Linked DNA regions of Homo sapiens: region 2 is linked to region 1. A link is an interaction called in ENCODE POLR2A ChIA-PET data of the cell type or tissue named here. Cell type or tissue: PC-3. All regions are shown on one strand. Region 1 overlaps TSPOAP1 (TSPO associated protein 1). Region 2 overlaps RNF43 (ring finger protein 43).

Evidence for each region. Peaks named below come from ENCODE experiments on the same cell type or tissue, not always from the same donor. Only the 100,000 strongest peaks of a DNase experiment are listed, where the experiment ranks them.
Region 2: POLR2A ChIA-PET joins it to region 1 with 5 read pairs; 2 of 35 experiments call an interaction of 5 or more read pairs at or near these places.

Annotation. Positions count from the first base shown.
Region 1 is chr17:58,306,870-58,311,869 of GRCh38, reverse strand. It overlaps TSPOAP1 (TSPO associated protein 1), which reads left to right. Exons shown (of 32, transcript NM_004758.4): 18 at 148-299; 19 at 657-1,034; 20 at 1,119-1,358; 21 at 1,712-1,903; 22 at 2,490-3,329; 23 at 3,929-4,028; 24 at 4,108-4,259; 25 at 4,902-5,000. Among named protein-coding and RNA genes, the nearest start is that of TSPOAP1-AS1, 16 kb to the left of the region's middle. RefSeq lists an enhancer at 1,636-2,335. In PC-3, a CTCF peak has its summit at 3,377 (motif pointing left); no DNase peak of the experiment used is centred here.
Region 2 is chr17:58,398,152-58,403,151 of GRCh38, reverse strand. All of the region lies in intron 2 of RNF43 (ring finger protein 43), which reads left to right. Among named protein-coding and RNA genes, the nearest start is that of RNF43, 17 kb to the left of the region's middle. RefSeq lists an enhancer at 3,833-4,688. In PC-3, no CTCF peak of the experiment used is centred here; DNase peaks (open chromatin) are centred at 321, 951 and 2,971; H3K27ac peaks cover 360 bases.

The DNA of each region.
Region 1 (5,000 bases):
GTCCAGAACACCCAGGAGGCCAGGCCATGGGTGACGGAAGAAGGGGACCCTGATCTTATTTGCGTTATCAGGGAAATAGCAAATTGGGCAGGTATCTCTGATGGGGAGCGTCCTGCATCACTGGGTCTTGTGCCCCCCTGCCCCCAGGCCCACCTGATGCCCCTCTGGATGTGCAGATCGAGCCTGGGCCCTCCCCTGGGATCTTGATCATCAGTTGGCTCCCAGTCACCATCGATGCTGCTGGCACATCCAACGGTGTCCGGGTCACAGGCTATGCCATCTACGCTGATGGGCAGAAGGTATAGCCCTGCCCACTGTACCCTGGGAGTGGGGGTGGGTCCCTTCTTGCTATGCTCAGAGGTCTAGGCTCTCTGGCTTGGCACGGAGATGCCCAGCCCCTGGCATTTGGGTACCATGAGGCAGATGGGTTAAGAGCATGGGCTTTGGCAGCACATGACAGATTTTAGAACTGTTCCATCACTGAAGCCATATGGCCAGGAGGATGAAATGAGATAGGCCATGCAGAGGGCTTAGCACAGTACCTGGCGTAATGCTAGCTGCCACTGCTGTCAGTTAGCTGCCACTGCTGTCAGTGCATCCTCACGCTTGGCTGTCTCAGCCTCTGCTTCCCATCCTGTGCCCCCTCCACCCTGCAGATCATGGAGGTGGCCTCACCCACGGCAGGCAGTGTACTGGTGGAGTTGTCCCAGCTGCAGCTGCTGCAGGTGTGTCGTGAGGTGGTCGTGCGCACCATGTCGCCCCACGGGGAGTCGGCGGACTCCATCCCGGCTCCTATCACTCCCGCCCTGGCTCCGGCCAGCCTGCCAGCCCGAGTCTCCTGCCCCTCACCGCACCCAAGCCCAGAGGCCAGAGCGCCCCTTGCTTCAGCCTCCCCAGGGCCTGGAGACCCCAGCTCTCCTCTCCAGCACCCTGCTCCCCTTGGAACTCAAGAGCCTCCAGGAGCACCCCCTGCAAGCCCTTCCAGAGAGATGGCAAAAGGGTCCCACGAGGACCCTCCAGCACCTTGCTCCCAGGTACCCTGTCTGGGGAGAGGGGAGCAGGTGCAGGCTGGCAGAGGGACCTGGGCTTGGGTCCTTCCTCAGTGCTCTCTGTTCCAGGAGGAGGCTGGGGCAGCAGTGCTGGGCACCTCAGAGGAGAGGACAGCCAGCACATCTACCCTGGGTGAGAAGGACCCTGGCCCCGCAGCTCCCTCACTGGCCAAGCAGGAGGCCGAGTGGACTGCAGGAGAGGCCTGTCCGGCCTCCAGCTCCACCCAGGGAGCACGGGCCCAGCAGGCGCCAAATACCGAGATGTGCCAAGGAGGAGACCCAGGGTCTGGGCTGAGGCCCAGGGCTGAGGTAGGGGTTTGGGGACACACTGTGTCACTTCAGAGAATTGAGGCCTGTCTCCCTACCTTTTGCCAGCGCAAATCCAGTTGCCCTCTCTGCCTGTCCTCTGCTCTGGTCCTGCTCTCACACCTTTGGCTGTGCTATGTGTCTGTTTTTCTTCTAGGATTTCTCTGTCCCATGTGGCTCCCATCTCCCTTCTCCCACCCTGCCCCTGAGCCATGGTGTGCCTCCCCCATTTAGGACATGGCTCTTTCTCCCTCTGCCAAAGGACCCTTGTTACTGTGGCTGGGGCTGACCCTGCCTGGAACCCCCTGTGCCCCCTCACTGTCCTTATCTCTCCTGCCTTGCCTCACTTCTTGCAGAAGGAGGACACAGCAGAGCTTGGGGTTCATCTGGTGAACTCCCTCGTGGACCACGGCCGCAACTCAGACCTGTCAGACATCCAGGAGGAAGAGGAAGAGGAGGAGGAGGAGGAGGAAGAGGAGCTGGGTTCCAGGACTTGCTCCTTCCAGAAGCAGGTTGCTGGCAACAGCATCAGGGAGAATGGGGCCAAGGTAACGGGGTAGGGATGGGCTGTTGGGCCCCAGGCCTCAAACTCCGGGGCCTCCCCACTGTGTGTCAGCAGGTGCTCTGACCACCACTGAGTGCCAGAAACATTCTAGGTCTGTGGCCTGGGCCCTGTCCTAAGCAGAAGATAGGAAGTGCCCCAGGATTGGCCCCTGCCCTCCTGGAAAGAAAGGGGAAGGGGAGGAGTTCATTTCTGTACCTTCTCTCCCTCCAGCCCACCAGATACAGCGCCCTGGCCAGGGGAGGCCGGTGCCACCTAAGATCCTTGTGCTGGTAGCTTCTGGGGAGGGGATGGGGAGGCCTGCTCCTCAATGCTCCTGTCCCACAGGGGCTGGTGATGGTTCCTAGAGTGTGTTCCCTAATTCTTCCTTTGGCTCTCACTGGATATGTGTGTGAATTTGGGCCAGCCACCGTCCCTCTGGTTCTCTCCTCTCGGAGGAAGCCGTGGGAGGGCTGTGGGGTTGTCCGTAACCCCTGCCTTCGTTTGAGGGCAAAGATCGCAGCTCGCTCTCCTCTTCCCCACGCATCTCTCTTCCCTGCTGTGTTCTACTCCCACCTCCCCACCTCCACCAGTCCCAGCCCGACCCCTTTTGTGAGACTGACAGCGATGAGGAGATCTTGGAGCAGATCCTGGAGCTGCCCCTCCAGCAGTTCTGTAGCAAGAAGCTCTTTAGCATCCCGGAGGAGGAGGAAGAGGAAGAGGAGGACGAGGAGGAGGAGAAGTCAGGGGCAGGCTGTTCTTCCCGAGACCCTGGCCCGCCTGAACCTGCATTGCTGGGGCTGGGCTGTGACAGTGGTCAGCCCCGAAGACCTGGCCAGTGTCCCTTGTCTCCTGAGTCCTCCAGGGCTGGAGACTGCCTGGAAGACATGCCTGGATTAGTTGGTGGAAGCAGCCGGAGGAGAGGAGGGGGCTCCCCTGAGAAGCCCCCAAGCCGCAGGCGGCCTCCAGATCCCCGAGAACACTGCAGCCGACTTCTCAGCAACAATGGGCCCCAGGCCTCTGGACGACTGGGCCCCACACGGGAGAGGGGTGGCCTCCCCGTAATTGAGGGCCCCAGGACTGGACTAGAGGCTAGCGGGAGAGGCCGGCTGGGCCCTTCCCGGAGGTGCTCCCGTGGCCGGGCGCTGGAGCCTGGCCTGGCCAGCTGCCTTTCCCCCAAGTGCTTGGAAATCAGCATTGAATATGATTCGGAGGATGAGCAGGAGGCGGGCAGCGGGGGCATCAGCATCACCAGCTCCTGCTACCCTGGAGATGGGGAGGCCTGGGGCACAGCAACTGTAGGAAGGCCCAGGGGGCCTCCGAAGGCCAATTCAGGCCCCAAGCCCTACCCACGCCTCCCAGCCTGGGAGAAAGGGGAACCAGAGCGGAGAGGCCGCAGTGCGACGGGCAGAGCCAAGGAGCCACTCTCCCGGGTCCGTGCTCACTCCCCGCCCTGGGCAGCCCCTGCCTGCTGCCACCTGGTGGCCCTGCTTGCTGCCCACCAGCAGCTCCCATTCCACGCTGCCTGCCTCCATCAGCAGAGGTGGGGCCGGGCCTCCGGGCTCCCTCACCTGCCTCCTCCCACCCACATTCCACTGCTTTGCTGCTTCTGCTGATCAGGACTGGGATGCACAATATTCTATCACTAGTCGCCTGTTGCGGCCTGTGGGCAGGGTCGCCCTTTCCTCTGCATAGCTAGTAATGGCTTCAGGACGCTGACTGTGATGCCATGTCCAGGGTTACCTGCCCTGATGCTGACGGGAGGCCCTCCTCTCGCGGGCTCCTCAGCCAACTCCAGTCCCCTCTACTCCATTCATCTACTCGCAGGCTGGGGCTGGGGCCTCCCCTCCTGCCCTCCCTCCCACTGTGGGGGTGTCTGAGGTCTCCAGCAGGCTGGGCCGAGGCTCCGGGAGAGGAATGCTGTGCTCCTGCGCTGCTGTGCTGCTTACGCTGATGGGGCAGAGCTGGGGGAGCACGAGCCCACCAGAGGGATGGTGTGTTACTTTTGCCATCTGTTGCCCTCTTTTTGCAGGCAACAGAGACCGGAGAGGCCAGAGGGCAGGACGGCTCTGGGCGGAGGGGCCCCCAGAAGAGAGGTGTCCGAGTCCTCAGGCCAAGCACTGCAGAGCTAGGTGAGCACCTGATGGGGCTGGAGCTAGAGCTGCTCGGCCAGAGCTCGCTGCGTCACCGCCCTCTCCACTGTCTCCACAGTCCCTGCGAGGAGCCCCTCAGAAACACTGGCTTACCAGCACCTACCCGTCAGGATCTTTGTGGCTCTGTTTGACTATGACCCCGTGTCAATGTCGCCCAATCCTGATGCTGGAGAAGAAGAGCTTCCCTTCCGAGAGGGTCAGATCCTGAAGGTGACTGATTCGCCATCAGGGCTCAGAATTCCAAACACCAGCTGGGTCTTCCCTCCTCCCTCCTTTCCTCCACTGGAGGTAGCACAGAATCATGGTGGAGAACATGGCTTCTAGAGCAGATGACATGGGTTTGGACCTGACTCTGCTGCTTCTAGCTGTGTAACCTTGAGTAGATTACCTAGGCCCCCTGGGCCTCAGTTTTCTTTTTGGTAAAATGGGGATAATATTAGTGTCTACCTCACAGGGTGTTTTGTGGATTAAATGATCCAATGTACATAAAGTGCTTAAACTGCCTGAGACATAGGCAGCACAATCTAACTATCTGCTGCTGACATTACTATTTTTATTACTCCTCCAAGTATTGATTAAAGGCATTTTGCTATTGCTCTGAGACTAAGGAGATCCATTCTGGGGTGGGCAAAGGGCATGGCCATGTAGACAGTGAATGGGGATAATACAGAAAGGGCTGTCTTCTCCTATCCCTCTGATCCTGTTCTTTGCTGTTTTCCCCCTTTTCCCATTTCATGGCATACAAAAGGGAGAACATTCTTCTGCATTTCCAAGTGGGGTGTTGCTGGGGTTCGGGGCCTAGGGGCATAGGGAGTGAGCAGAACTGGCTGAGACCACTGGTTTTGCCTCCAGGTGTTTGGGGACAAGGATGCCGATGGCTTCTACCAGGGCGAAGGTGGGGGCCGGACAGGCTACATTCCCTGCAACATGGTGGCTGAGGTGGCTGTGGAC
Region 2 (5,000 bases), 91 kb before region 1:
TGCCTTATCTGGACTTAATTCATGTATGTTTGGTTCTTGAGGTACACGCTTACTGGAAGAGGTCCCCCAACCCATCTTCCCTTTTAAAACTGGTGTTTGGAAACATCAAACACTACTAATAAACTCGAAACAACAACCTACCCCCCCACCCCAAAAAAACTCCTTTTTTAAACCAATGTTTGACTCTTGGGAGTTTGGGGTTTCTCCCAGGACAGTTGATATCACCAAATGTTGGGAGCCACATTCCCTGCATTCCTCTACTGTTGCTGAGGTGTTGATGATGTCATTTTCTCCCACAAAGGAAAACCTCAGCACCCTGAGGGCCTGAACTCAGGTCTTGGCAGGTAAATCAAGGAAGAACTTACTTTTGGATTTCAACTGATTGAGTCAGGCATAAAGAGACACAACCACCATGTTAAGTATTAGTGTCACAGCCTCATCTCTGGGACCTGAATAGACAATTTATCATTTGAAGAAAATTAAGACTATAACTTTAAGAAATTATCTTCTGGGTAAGAACAATGATTCATTGAATATTTTGGTTCTTACACTTTGGGGCATTTATAGGGCATTGTTCTCAGAGATTTTGGCTCCCTCTTAAATATCCTTCTCTGAATCCACAAATTTTCCAAGCCTTTCCGGAACCTGTTTGTAGATTATCTAGCTTTCCTTCCTTGAGCAGATTAACAACAACATAAACAAGAATTAGGGGAAAAAAATGATGGATAGGGCAAATTTAGGCAGAATTATGCCTTGGGCAAAGTACATTCTTGTTATTTTATCTTGGTTCTGTGGTTATGAACTGAAGAGAGCATTTGCTCTAGAAGATTTCCAATCTCTTCCTATCCCTTCATCACAACCACAGAGTAGTGGTTAGAAATAGATTCCAGGAACACCAGAAATGTTCAGTATTTCCAATGGTGACAGCTAACAGTGCCCTCACAGGGATCCTTTGAGCACTCTTCCTCTGAGCCTTCTTGTGGTGTCCTTGTGGTCAGGAGACACATCATCAATCACAAAGACTTGCCCTGGAGACAAACCTGGTAAAAATAATCAATTGTCTATCTTTGCCACTAGAAACAATCCTTTTGTTTTTACTTGGTTCTGAACAAACATGCTGTAGTTTTTTAGAGAAAGACCGTCTCTTTCATGGAATCATCAACTGACCATTCTCAAAAATTTGAGATGTGCTAGTTTGTGTTAGGAAGGTAAGGTAGGATCTGGGAAGTAAGTAGGATTTGCCAAAGGTTTTTATTCTACTCAGCAGTGCTAACTTGTCTGTGTTACTCCTATGCAGGTATTAGATTATAGGTTTTTTTTTTTTTTTTATGCTAGGAATATATGGATAAAATTCACTGAAATGAAAGTGTCCCTTTAGTTTATACAGGGGAATAGGGAATTGAATTTATAAGGAGAGAGCCCAGCCTGCAACTGACCTTTCATTTTCATAGTCTTATTTCTCCTGAGTTGATGTAAGCTTAAAACAAATGAATGTATTATATAAAATGTCCTACTTTTTCAAGCAATGTCAATCTTCAGGGTATGGAATAGGATTTGGCATTTTGTTTCCATTTTTATTGTTTTGTTTTCTAAAGGGAGGTTTGAGTTAGAGCCTGTCTGGCAAGATTCCATACTTCTACCATACCACCTGTCCTGGCAGAGACAATGGAATCAAAAGTCAAGTTCTTTATGACTGCACCTGCCTCGTAAGTGTTGCCAGAAGATCTGATTTTCTCTTGTAGCTAAACTCTACACAGAAACGAGGGCTTGGCACCCAAACAGTGGGTGCATACCCAAACACATGGATGTTCCAATATCAGGAGGACTAGTACCACTAGTTCTCCAGATGACTTGTAAAATAGTCTTTGGCATGACATTCAACGATTATTTAATTTATCAAATGGAGGAGAAGTAACTTTCTGGTTTACCTGGTTTTCAAGACTTTCATGAGGATCTATTAATAAGCATGAATCATTTGGTAATTATTATTTGAAAATTACCTGTCCAGTGCTGCATCTAGTGAGCATGAAGGAAAGTATGTTCTCCCCAAAATAGATCAGGAACATATCTCTGAAGTCAGACCACCATGCAAAGTTCCTAAGGTGAGAAACTACCATTTCTGCCTGTTGCTTTTTCCTTTTCCCAGAAATGTAGGTTACCCTATGGTCACCAGTTGAATGCTCTGTGATTAGGCAGTTGTTTTGTAGGCAGTCTGACATCCTAGATGAGAACTTCTTTCCTTTTGAATATCAGAGTGTTTCTTGGGTTCCCTCAGGGCAGAGTTACTTCATTATCTTCTAACTTATGTATAACTGGATGCCTTCTGGCCTAAGAACATAATTTCTATCACCAATCAAATAATTAAGATAATATGCCCACCAAATGGTGCTCTTTGCACAGGATTCATATATAATGATATAATATGATAATAAGGCATAAAAGGTATTCTAAAATGAGGAGCGACATCCTACAGTGAAAAGTGCTCTCAGTAGACTTGTATTTTAATCTCAGTGCTGATCCTTCTTAGCTTTATGACGTAAAGAAAAATTGCTTAACCTCTTTGAGCTTGTGGCTTCCTGAGTAAAATGGGAATAATAGTAATAAATGGCCTAACTACCTGAAATGAAATAATGTATGAGTGTTGCCTTTGAAAATGGCAAATGTTAGGTATTATTATTAATAGTAATTAAACTTGAGCTATTCCTTATTCACCTAATTACTATCAGAAATATTACTAAGTGTGAAGGTTATTGATTTAGACTCCGTTAACCTATTTGCGTTCAATTTGGCATCAGCTTAACATAACTAAGCAAGACTGTTTGTATTTTTAATGTAGCCGAAAGGACAAGGCTTTAGCTTCAAAATTTTGTGGGTTAAGGGTGCTGATTAAATATTACCATAATGTAGTACAGGTAGCCTTAGTGGTTTAAAGAATGACTAATAGTATGTGAGTTCTGGGGTGGGAACTTAATACCTGTTACTTGTGGTACGGTGAATCACTTATCTGCCCTGGACCTTTGTATGTGTGCCTGTTCCGTACTGGTAACCCCATTAGCTTCCTTCCATGATCAATGAGGTGATCACTGACACAAAGCAGCTGTTTTCTAAGTTTTGACTTATCAGAGTCTGAGGGATCCTAGAACCACATTATATATCACTCTTCCATCTTCCCTTTTTGAAAATTTAGAGTATTTTTTTAAATTGCTGCTATTGGCTGGGTGCGGTGGCTCACGCCTGTAATCCTAGTACTTTGGGAGGCTGAGGCGGGTGGATCATGAAGTCAGGAGTTCAAGACCAGTCTGAACAGCATGGTGAAACCCAGTCTCTACTAAAAATACAAAAATTAGCCAGGCGTGGTGGTACGCAACTGTAATCCCAGCTACTTGGGAGGCTGAGGCAGGAGAATCACTTGAACCTGGGAGGTGGAGGTTGCAGTGAGCTGAGATGGCACCACTGCACTCCAGCCTGGGTGACAGAGTGAGACTTTGTCTCAAAAAAAAAAAAAAAATTGCTGCTACTCTGGGACAGTTGCTCAGAATGCTGGCGCTTCAGCTTCTGGTGTGTAGCTTGCAGCCATGTTTCTAAGGACCAGAAGGGAAGGAGTTCAGGATTGTGAAGGGGACTACTTTCCCCAGTTCATTATACTGTGCTGGTCCCAACATGTTTTCTGAAACTCAGCAGATACGATTCTATAGCCTGCTTGGAAATTATCCCGCAAGTCTCTAAGACTCTCAGTTCCCTATCTGAGAAGAATTGGATCAAAGTAAGAATAAGCAGAGTTTTTGTCATAGCATCTATCAAATATTTGTCTCCCTGAAAAAATTTTCAGGTAAAGACCATCCTTTGAGCCTTCTCAGAGACCAACAGTCTGCAGTATAAAAAAATCTGTGTTCAGTGTTTTGTAACTTTACCAATTTGAAGTCTCTTCCCAAAATAAGTAAATAATGGGATAAAGGTAATTATGGGTTTCCTCATCTTTTCTACTTACCTGTTCCCTGTTATGATTAAACACACATGGCTTATAACTCTTTTGGAAACAAACTGAATTACCATTATTATCCTTTCAACACTTGCATGGTATTATAATTCATTTCAATCACCAGTACAACACAGTGGGAGTTAGGAGACCAGTGGGGCGTGGGGAGGACCTGGAGAAGGGCAAACATTTTCCTTTTTATTGGTTTTGGGAAGCCTCCTTCTTCTCCGAAGGCACTTCTTGGGGAAAACTGTTTTCTTCCCAAAGCCTAATAAAGATTAGTAAGAGATGTCTGCAAAGATTTAGAAGCTCTTTGAAAGAAAGACAAGGATAAACATTCACTATCACTGTTATTATCATTAAAAAGGAAAGCCCAGCATGTGATGTTTTGGGTCACTTCCAGTGGCCTTGTTTGATGTTCACGGTTCCTTTTTTGACCTTTACTTCTTGATATCTTTATACATTTATTGAGGCTATTGGACAAAGTCTTGAGATACTGAGCAATACAGTGCTAAGAATGAATGATTGCTAGACTCCATTTCTATGGGTGGAATTTCTGAAAATGTGTTTTGTCTTTAGATACCCTGTTGTTCCAGTTTGGCAATATTGGTGGCAAGGTTAATTTAATATCTGGTCACTTGAATTTTTACTTCCTATTCTGTACCTTACCCCAGAACCAAAGTTCTATAGGATACTTTTCATTAAATAAATAATAAATTAACTGGAATTTTTTCTCTGCTATGCTTATTAACCAGAGATATATCAAAAAAGAAGCAGATGTAATGGACCTAAAAAGCAAATAAGAACTTCCCAGGGAGATTGTAAGTTTAGCCCAGTCTCTTATATTATTTCATGCCAAAAATGACCATAATGATATCCTTGTAGTGTAGACACCAAGTAAAGGCTAACTTTCATTCAACATGATGTATTTAGGCAGGAAAGTGCACCAATACATTGAAGAAAGGATTTCAACAGTACAGATTGAATTTTTAAGGACTTCCTGGTCTTCAGAAAGGTAAATAAA